2 separate regions of the Mus musculus genome follow, and region 2 is linked to region 1. The links are chromatin loops, found by intact Hi-C in ENCODE. Cell type or tissue: left cerebral cortex. All regions are shown on one strand. Links, peaks and the distances in the headings refer to the core of each region. The heading gives the core; the rest is flanking DNA. Region 1 has its middle 7.0 kb from the start of Gm13016. Region 2 has its middle 27 kb from the start of Gm33895.

What was found. Hi-C counts contacts between places; a loop is a spot of excess contacts. Peaks named below come from ENCODE experiments on the same cell type or tissue, not always from the same donor. Only the 100,000 strongest peaks of a DNase experiment are listed, where the experiment ranks them.
Region 2: it touches region 1 in a loop (1.9-fold over the local background); 2 of 42 quality-filtered maps call a loop at or near these places.

Annotation. Positions count from the first base shown.
Region 1 is chr4:140,371,312-140,375,700 of GRCm38, reverse strand. No RefSeq gene overlaps it. Among named protein-coding and RNA genes, the nearest start is that of Gm13016, 7.0 kb to the left of the region's middle. In left cerebral cortex, for the core only: a CTCF peak has its summit at 2,556 (motif pointing right); DNase peaks (open chromatin) are centred at 2,695, 3,683 and 4,056; H3K27ac peaks cover 697 bases.
Region 2 is chr4:140,294,464-140,298,852 of GRCm38, reverse strand. No RefSeq gene overlaps it. Among named protein-coding and RNA genes, the nearest start is that of Gm33895, 27 kb to the left of the region's middle. In left cerebral cortex, for the core only: no CTCF peak of the experiment used is centred there; DNase peaks (open chromatin) are centred at 605 and 2,004.

The sequences.
Region 1 (4,389 bases), core at 245-4,244:
GCTCCTGGGTTTACTACCCATGGGAAGCGGTTCAGCAGCTAGGAATGTCACATCAGTTATACCTGCCCCCTCTGTTTCGTTATGCGTCTGCAAAGGGACACAACGTGTAGTGGATAAAGCAAGCCAATGCTGGATTCTGAGGGTCTGGGTATACACCCGTGCTCCCCACTAGCCAGGTGCATGATTTGAGCAGATAAACTTCTTTGTTCCTCAAGTTCCCAACCTACAGAAGGAGGAGTTATCAGGGGATGCTATACCACAGCACTAGCTGGTTCATTCCCCCACCCAACCCTGAGAGCAATGCCCAGTGCACACACACAGTACCTGTGTACCTGGCATTGGTGCGTATCTTAGTTTGTTTCTATTGCTGGGATAAACACCATGACCGAAAGCAATTAGGAAGGAGAGGGTTTATTCTAGCTTATCATAGAGGGGGGAACCTGAGAACAGAATCCGAAGCAGAGGCCACGGAGGGAATACTGCTCGCTGGCTTGCTCCCCATGGCTTGTTCAGCCTGTTTGCACTTAGAACCCAGGATACCAGCCCAGGGTGGCACTGGGCACTATGGGCTGGACCCTCCCACTTCAGTCATGAACCATGACAATCCTCCCATGACAGACTTTGCTACGAGCCAATCTGATGGAGGTGTTTCTTAGTTAAGGTTCCTTTCCCTAGATGACTCTAGCCGATGTCAAATTGACAAAAAAAAAAAAAAAAAAAAAAACCCTAACCAAGCCAGGCTGATGTTTGGTAGGTCTTTGTTCTCAGCTGCCATCTGTACTTAATTGGAATTGACCCAGAGAAGATGCAATGCTAGGAGAAACTGTCCCGACGTTCGAGCAACTGCCACATATTGCCACCAGGCAGGTTATCCTGGGACAGACAGGGTGACTAAAGAGGTGTTTTATGTTATTTGAAATGATTGTGAAAGGTTTTGTTTCCCTGATTTCTTTCTCCGTTCATATGTCACTTGTATATAGGAGGGCTGTGGATTTTTGTGAGTTGATTTTGTATCCAGCTTCTTTGCTGAAGGTGGATGTCAGCTGTCGGAGTTCGCTGGTGGGAATCTTAGGGTGGCTTATGTTTGCTATCGTATCATTTGCAGACAAAGCTACTTAAGAGTTCCCTCTTTCCTATCTGGATCCCCTTGGTCTCCCTCAGGGGACTTATTGCTCTAGCTAAGACTTCAAGCGCTATCTTGAATAGGCAGGGAGACAGTGGGCAGCCTTGTCTTGTTCCTGATTTCAGTGGAATTGCTTTGACTTTCTCTCCATTTAATTTGATGTCGGCTATAGGATGGCCATAAACTGCCTTTAGTGTGTTGAGCTATGTGCCTTGTATCCCTACTCTTTCCAGGATTTTTATCCTGGAGAGGTGCAGAAAAATATAAACACCAAGTAAGCCGAAAAACTTTCAACTCCCAATCTGTCCTGCCTGCAAGACATGCTAGGGCGATGACAGCACCGAGCTGTGGGAATAGCCAACTGAAGTCTGATTTGACTGCAAGAGATAGAAGCCATACCCAACTCTGACTGGGCAGCCAAGAGCCAGAGGCTGGATAGCCCAGAGACGTAAGATAAATCCAAACACTACTGCTCTAAAAAGTGTATCGATAAAATGGCTCCTAATAATATTCTGCTATACTCGTAGATTGTTGCCATGCCTGATTATCACCAGAGACACTTCCTCCTGAAGCATATGGGACCAGATGCAGGGACCCACAGCCAGACATCACACACACACACACACACACACACACACAGTCCTTGGAACACACAGCTCTGAATGGGATGTCTCCATCAAACCCCTCCCCTCAGGGCTCAGGGAACCTCATGGAAGAGGAGCCAGAAAGAGTGTAAGAGCTGGGGGGACGGAGGATACCAGGAGACCAAGGCCTCTACATCAACTGAGCAGGGCTCCCTTGAACTCACAGAGAGCGAACCATCAAGCACGGGGGGTGGGGGTGGAGGGGTGGGGGGTGGGCACGGGGCCACGCCAGGTCCTCTGTGTATATATTAGAGCTTCCAGCTTAATATTTTTATGGGACTCCTGAGCGTGTGAACACCTGGGTGGGGCTTTGACTCTTATGCCTGCTTTTGAGATTCTCTTCCTTCTGCTTGGTTCAGCCTTGATGTGATGGGTTTTGGTTTATTTTACTATATTTTTTATTTCGTCAAAAATAAAGAGGGTCTGTACCAGGGACAGACTGTCCCTGCTCCTCTATTACATGGCATGGGATCTAGGGCACCCCCAAGCCCAAATTGCTTATCCCCCCCCAAAAAAACTAAAGGTCCAAGGACTGAGCTCAAAGAGTCCATTATCCCCAAGTCTGGATTGCCATGTCTTAATTACTTACAGGAGCCAGAGAGGGGACCTGGACTCCCTCACCCATTATGCGCACCTGAGGTGGGAGAGAGACAGCGGTGTCCACCTCTCTGCAGGGGGGGGGACACCCATTCTCACCCACAAAGCAGTCACATTTGCCTTCCTAAGACTGTCGGGTCTTTTCAGGCTGAGGGTCCCTGGTGGTCTGCTGGGCGTGGGAACCGTAGACTGTAGGGGCCAGCAGATGGCAGCCTCTGTCCTGTGTCTACCCCTGGGGTGAAGTTTTCCAGCTGGAAGCCTCCCTTGCATCTCTAGTCAGAAGGTATAGAATTCCTGACAGCAGAATGCCCTTCCCCCAGCGTACCTGGTTTGCTCGCTTTGCCATGGCAGCTGTCAGAGACTGTGCCTCTGACGCAGATGTCTCCCAGAGTTTTTGTCTGGCCCGTGTCACCGACTGGTTCTCCTTACCCCAGCCTTCAGAAGGTATGTGCTGCAGAGTCTGGGGAGTAGCCCAATTCATCCCTGCTACCTCCCACAGGACACTCTGAGCTACTCCCATGCACGTGGCAGAGGTCCCAGGACACAACTGAGCACCTACTGTGTGCTACACAAGCACCTACTATGTGCTGCCTATCCTTTCTTCCATGGTGTGGTACAGATAGTGATAATAGGAAGGAAGTTGATGAACAGTTTCCAGAATTCCTTCCTTCCTTCCTTCCTTTCTCTCTCTCTCTCTCTCTCTCTCTCTCTCTCTCTCTCTCTCTCTCTCTCTCTGTGTGTGTGTGTGTGTGTGTGTGTGTGAGAGAGAGAGAGAGAGAGAGAGAGAGAGAGAGAGAGAGAGATAGGGTGTGTGATAGGTCAACCTTGGGTGTCATTCGGAGCTGTTCACCTTGTTTTTTGAGGCAAGATCTCTCACTGACCTTACGCTCAATGATTTAACCAGGCTGGCTGGCCAGGGAGCCCCAGAATCGACCTGCCTCTGCTTCCCCAGTGCTGGGATTGAGGGTGCAGGAAATGTGGGTTCTGGGGATTGAACTTGGACCCTCATGTGGGCACTTGATGGCAGGGCAGCATCAGAGGCAGGCAGAGCAACTGGGCGCTGTGGGGAGAGGCTCCATGCACCCAGGAGTCAGCCACACCGGGGTCTGAGCTATACATGAACTGCAGTTGTAGGACCTTGAACAAGGACTGTCTTCGGTTTCCCCATTCAGTAGAGTTGGACCAGGGTGCTCTCTGAGGCTCCTCCAGCATCTTGGCATCCGTGAACACACCTTTTCCCGGGACTAAGGCTTAACACAGCCCTCGTACGGGTGGGCTGGTTTAGGTGCAAACAGAGTGGGTTGTGTGTGGTGGGTGTCTTAGTGGCGCATCTGCTGCCAATATATTGGCAGTGCTGCCACCACAGGTCCCAATTTCAAAATGCCAGTGCTTGGGTGACAAGCCTCTCTTTTTGGGAGGAAGGCGAGTTCTGAGGTAAGGTGGAACTTATGTGTGTTTCCTCAGACCAAAGCCACCCTCTGAAAATCGCTGCTCAGGGCTGGGGAAACAGCGCCTTCTCCTCAGCAAAGAGGAGTCAAGAGGAGCATTGGAGAAGCGCTCTCCAGGAGACCTGGATTTGAATCCTGAAACTGGGTGGCTCTGGGGACACGCTCTGATTTTTCTCCGGGCGCCACCTCTCTCACTTGTCTGGGCTTCCCACGCACAGGCTGTTAAAGTGTTTTCTGGAAGAGGTGGGCTCTCGCCCAGCACTGGCTGTGCCAAGTGGGTAGGTTCTGAGGAGAGCCCGAAGGCTGGCACTGGGGAAAATGTCACCAAATCTAGCTCCTCCGAGGAGCCCAGCTCAGCAGCAGCCTTGGGTCCTTAGCAGTCCTGAACAGCAGCAGTGGCTGTATTAACAACTCCAACTGAGCATGCGCCGGATGCGCCTGATGCCTTGATGTGCCAGAGGGTCACCCTAACCCTCTGCCCTCAAGCTCTCTGCCTTTATGGACTTCACCTGAACACTGAGGGTTGCCTGTCGGACCATCAGCCCCGAAGACCTCACCAGTGGGCAACTGTCTCAGA
Region 2 (4,389 bases), core at 317-4,316, 77 kb after region 1:
ATGTACTGGATGGCTGGGTAGATGGATGGTTGGGTGGATTGATGGATGAATGGATGGGTAGGTGGATGAATAGATGAATGGATGGATGAATGGATGGGTAGATGGATGGGTATGGTGGGTGGATGGGTAGGTGGGTAGGTGGGTGGATGTATGGATAGATGGGTGGATAGATGGGTGGGTGGATGTATGAATGGATGGATAGATGGGTGGATGGGTGAGTGGGTAGATGGATATGGGTGGGTGGATGGATGGATGAGTGGATTTTTTGGCTGATGAAAATATAGACAAAAATCAGACAGATGATAAGATAGAAACATGGTTGGGTGGCAGCTTGGTAGTTTGGTGGGAGTATGGATTTATGAATGAGTGATCAAAGAAACAGATGAGTGGGTGGAGCCAGAGTGGCATTTGCATGAATGAGAAAGAGAGAGAAGGTTGGGGAAAAGTTGAGTGGTGGGCGGCCTTCAGGGTGGGTGCATTGCTAGTTTGCAGGGGAAGGAAGTTCGTATGGGTGGGTGGTGCAAATAGGGTGGGCGGATCCATACTTGCAGCTGGTGCAGTAATGGCGACACAAACGCACAGATGCTTTCCGGCTCCCAACACCTCACTCAGACTTCCTAAGTGAAATGGCCCTTCTGAACTCCTGTTTCGTCAAGTCCCATCCCCATCTCCCTTCCTCTCCGGCTCCCGTCCCCTTCCAAAGCTAGGCTATTGCATGCCAGATGGAAGCCTTCCCAGGAAGTTGGGCTCCAGTCCCTGCCTCTGCACTTAGCGCTCATAGCGAACAGATTTAATACTTAACTCCAGCGTCTCTCCGCTCCTCACCTGCCTGAGGAGGTAGAGGCAGCAATTTGCATATTTATTAAATATCTCTTAGCAGGGTACACAGCCGCATTGCTGTATCCCGCTCCTGCTGGCAGACAAGCCGCACGATCAGCGCCGCATCACCGCCCGATAAATAGCTATTAGGACCCGGGATGCTGGGAGGGGCTACAGGGGCTGTGGGAAGCAGGGACCTTGCTGGGGAAGAGGCTCCAGGGGCCCAGCAGGCAATTGTCACACACTTGCTGGGCAGCAGGAGCTGCTGTTTGTGGCCCAGGCAGAAAGGGCTGCTGGGGCATCTATTCAGTCTCTGCCTCCATGGGGGCACCCCTGGAAATCAGCTGTCCCTTCAGAAAACCCCAGGAGAAGAGGTTTCCAAGCACGCATGTTTTGTGTTTCGCTCGCTGTTCAGCATACCTGAACGCCCTCCCTGCTGTCTGCACCGAAGAGTGTCAGCTTGTGCGCATGCCCACTCCTGACCATGGCCAAAACAGAGACGCAACAGAGTGTGTTGGGCCACTTTGGTCCAAAATAAGTTACTTAGTGAGGTCCAGGCCTGGTTGCAAGTATCCAGGGCTCTGAAGAGATGCTGGGTGCCCTTCTGAGGATCAACAGGTCCCTGCAAGAAGCTAGGATGAACTAACCACCCTACACCATCCATGCTTGGAGTGAGGTACAACTCATCTTTTTGCCTCCTGCCATAAAATCCAGGCTGGGTCTTGAGGAGTGTCTTAGTTAGGGTTTTACTGCTGAGAACAGACACCATGTCCAAGGCAAGTCTTAGAAGGACATTTAATTGGGGCTGGCTTACAGGTTCAGAGGTTGAGTCCATTATCATCAAGGCAGGAAGATGGCAGCATCCAGTCAGGCATGGTCCAGGAGGAACTGAGAGTTCTACATCTTCATCTGAAGGCTGCTAGTGGAAAGCTGGCTTCCAGGCAGCTAGGATGAGGGTCTTAAAGCCCATACCCACAGTGACACACCTACTCCAACAAGCCCACGGCCACTCCAACAGGGACACACCCACTCTAACAGGGCCTCATCTACTCCAACAAAGCCACACACACTCCAAGGCCACACCTCCTAATAAGGTGCCACTTCCTGGGCCAAGCATATTCAAACCATGACAGGGAGTCAGCCTGGGCTGTGTGGGCCTCTCATCACTTCTTTCTAGCTGGGTGACTTTGGGAAAGTGCCAGAGCATCTTTGAGGCTCTCCCTTCTCCATATGTTCAATATAGGTGACAGCCTTACCCTGCCAGGCTTCTCTGAGGAGTTTGGTACAAAGAGGGTTTCCTGGGACTCAGCCCTAAGTCTAGCCCCAGTCCAGGCATCCAGGAAATGTTTGCTATTGTTAATGACTCATGGAAAGTTCTAGGTACAAAGTCAGGCTGGTTTAACTCACTATGGTCAACTGGTCTGAAAGTATGAAATGGAAAATTCCAGTGTTCAGGAATTTATAGTAAGGTTTAAATCCAATGCCACTCTTAATGGCATATTGTAGTTTTGCTGACCTCTCTCCTGCCTGGGGATGTGGGTCGTCGTCCCGTCTGTTATGACCATGCTGGATGCATTGCTCATCCACTGGTCGCCGAGAAGCCATTTTGTTTTCTAGATCAACTATCTCAGAATTCCATGCTAAGTTCAAAGGATACGTGTTTTATTAAGTAATGGCTCCAACTGCAAATAGGGGACAGAAAGGTGACGCTGGGACCTAACACACAAAGGGTCAAGTTAATTCTGGTTCACACTGCAGCTCAATAAGAATAAACAGTATAAATGAAGCCCACCACTACCCACAGTTTGTCCTCTCATTGGGGATCTTGGACCAAGTCCATCCTGGATAACGGGGACGCTGCATTTTGTAGACTGGCTTTGCACAGGGTGTGAGCCCTCATGGCTCTTCAGGGTAGGCAATAACAACAGAGAATAAGGAGAGAAGCACACATCATTACATGGGATTGGTCTCTTCATCCAGGGAGACTTAAAAGGGGCCGATCTGGACTGGGGTGGGCCAGCAGGGAGATCCGTAGAAGCTCCTAAGCTCTCTGGGAAGTTCTCATAAACATAAGGTCCACTGCTTGTAGGGCTGCTGCAGACAGCAAAAAAAAAATCTCTGGTCATAAAGTAGTCCTCATAAAACAAAGATGAAAAGGAAAAAAAAGCGCAATAAATGCAGCAATGTCCTTTAGGGAAGGAGCAGAGAAAGGCTAAGCTTCGAAGCCACCCCCGCAGGCTGGGTAAACCCAGGTCCAAGCCAGGGAAGCAAGTGTGTAGCCAGCATGAGGGGTGCACCGCCAGAAACGGTTGCTGGTACTGTGGCTTGGATGGAGGTTGCTGTGGGGATCCCAGTGTCTCCAAACACTTTCCCGAGTGTTCCTTTGTCATGTGTAATTGGAGATGGCCTGTCCCATCTCTCCTGGAAGGATGAGAGAAGACCACTGTGCAGTGTGAGGTCTGGACTTGCTGAGGGTGGGAGTGGGGTGTGGGCAGGGTGGGATGCTTATGGCCAGGGTCACAAGGGTTGTAAGCATCCCAGGACTGAGGAATTGGTAGGTCCTGATGGATGAGAACAGCTTGTAGCTGGGTATAGCCTAAGCCTCTTAGGCCCATCTTGAGAATGAAGCCTTGGACGCCGGTGCTTTCTGTCCCTTGAGGTCCCTGCTCCTGGCTGATCCTTGTATTTGGCTTTGTCTGCTGGGCCCCAGCTTCTCCACCCTGAGGAAGCATCATGTTCCTGTTTCCCTCAGGCTTCAGGGTTCAAAGGGCAGTGCCATCTCTGCTGACAGAAGCCGACTCTGCCTCTTCATGTATAAGAGCTGGTGCTTCTTTGGTCTCTTGCTACCCAAATCCCATCTTAACCTCAGTAGATCCCTTAGGTGCCCAGCCCAAAGCCCCAAGGACAACTCCTTTGATTTATTCATTTATTATATGTAAGTACACGGTAGCTGTCTTCAGGCACCCCCAGAAGAAGGCATCAGATCCCATTACAGATGGTTGTGAGCCACCATGTGTGGTTGCTGGGTTTTGAACTCAGGACCACTGAAAAAGCAGTCAGTGCTCTTAACTGCTGAGCCATCTCTCCAGACCTCCAGGAGAATTCTGTAAGAACCACCCTGACCCCTTCCCAGCATGCACCTCTCTTATCTCTCATCTATCTAATCCCTGATCAGAGCCAAAGGACCATGCTGACCCATCTTCTTATGGCGAGTGAATATAGGATGCGTAGCTTCCTGAGGGTCATGGAGCCTCCTAGGCTTAGAGAAGCTAGCCTGCTCCTAAGCATGATCTCTTTCACAGTCAGATCCCAGACACATCTGGCAGACGTAAAACCCTGTGCTCTCAAAGGCTTGACCCCACACCTTGTATAGAAAAAGTGAGGGATGGGAGCAAAGCTTGTAGAGACCAGTCTTACCATCTGAAAAATGGGATCTTACTATCACCCCATGGGGCTGCCTTGAGTTAACGCAAACATTTCCATAACACCCAACACACTGCAAGTTGGAGTTGTTCTGTCAACCATTGTGCGGTAATGGGTGGTGACGTTGTCCCCAAAGAGGTACTTTTC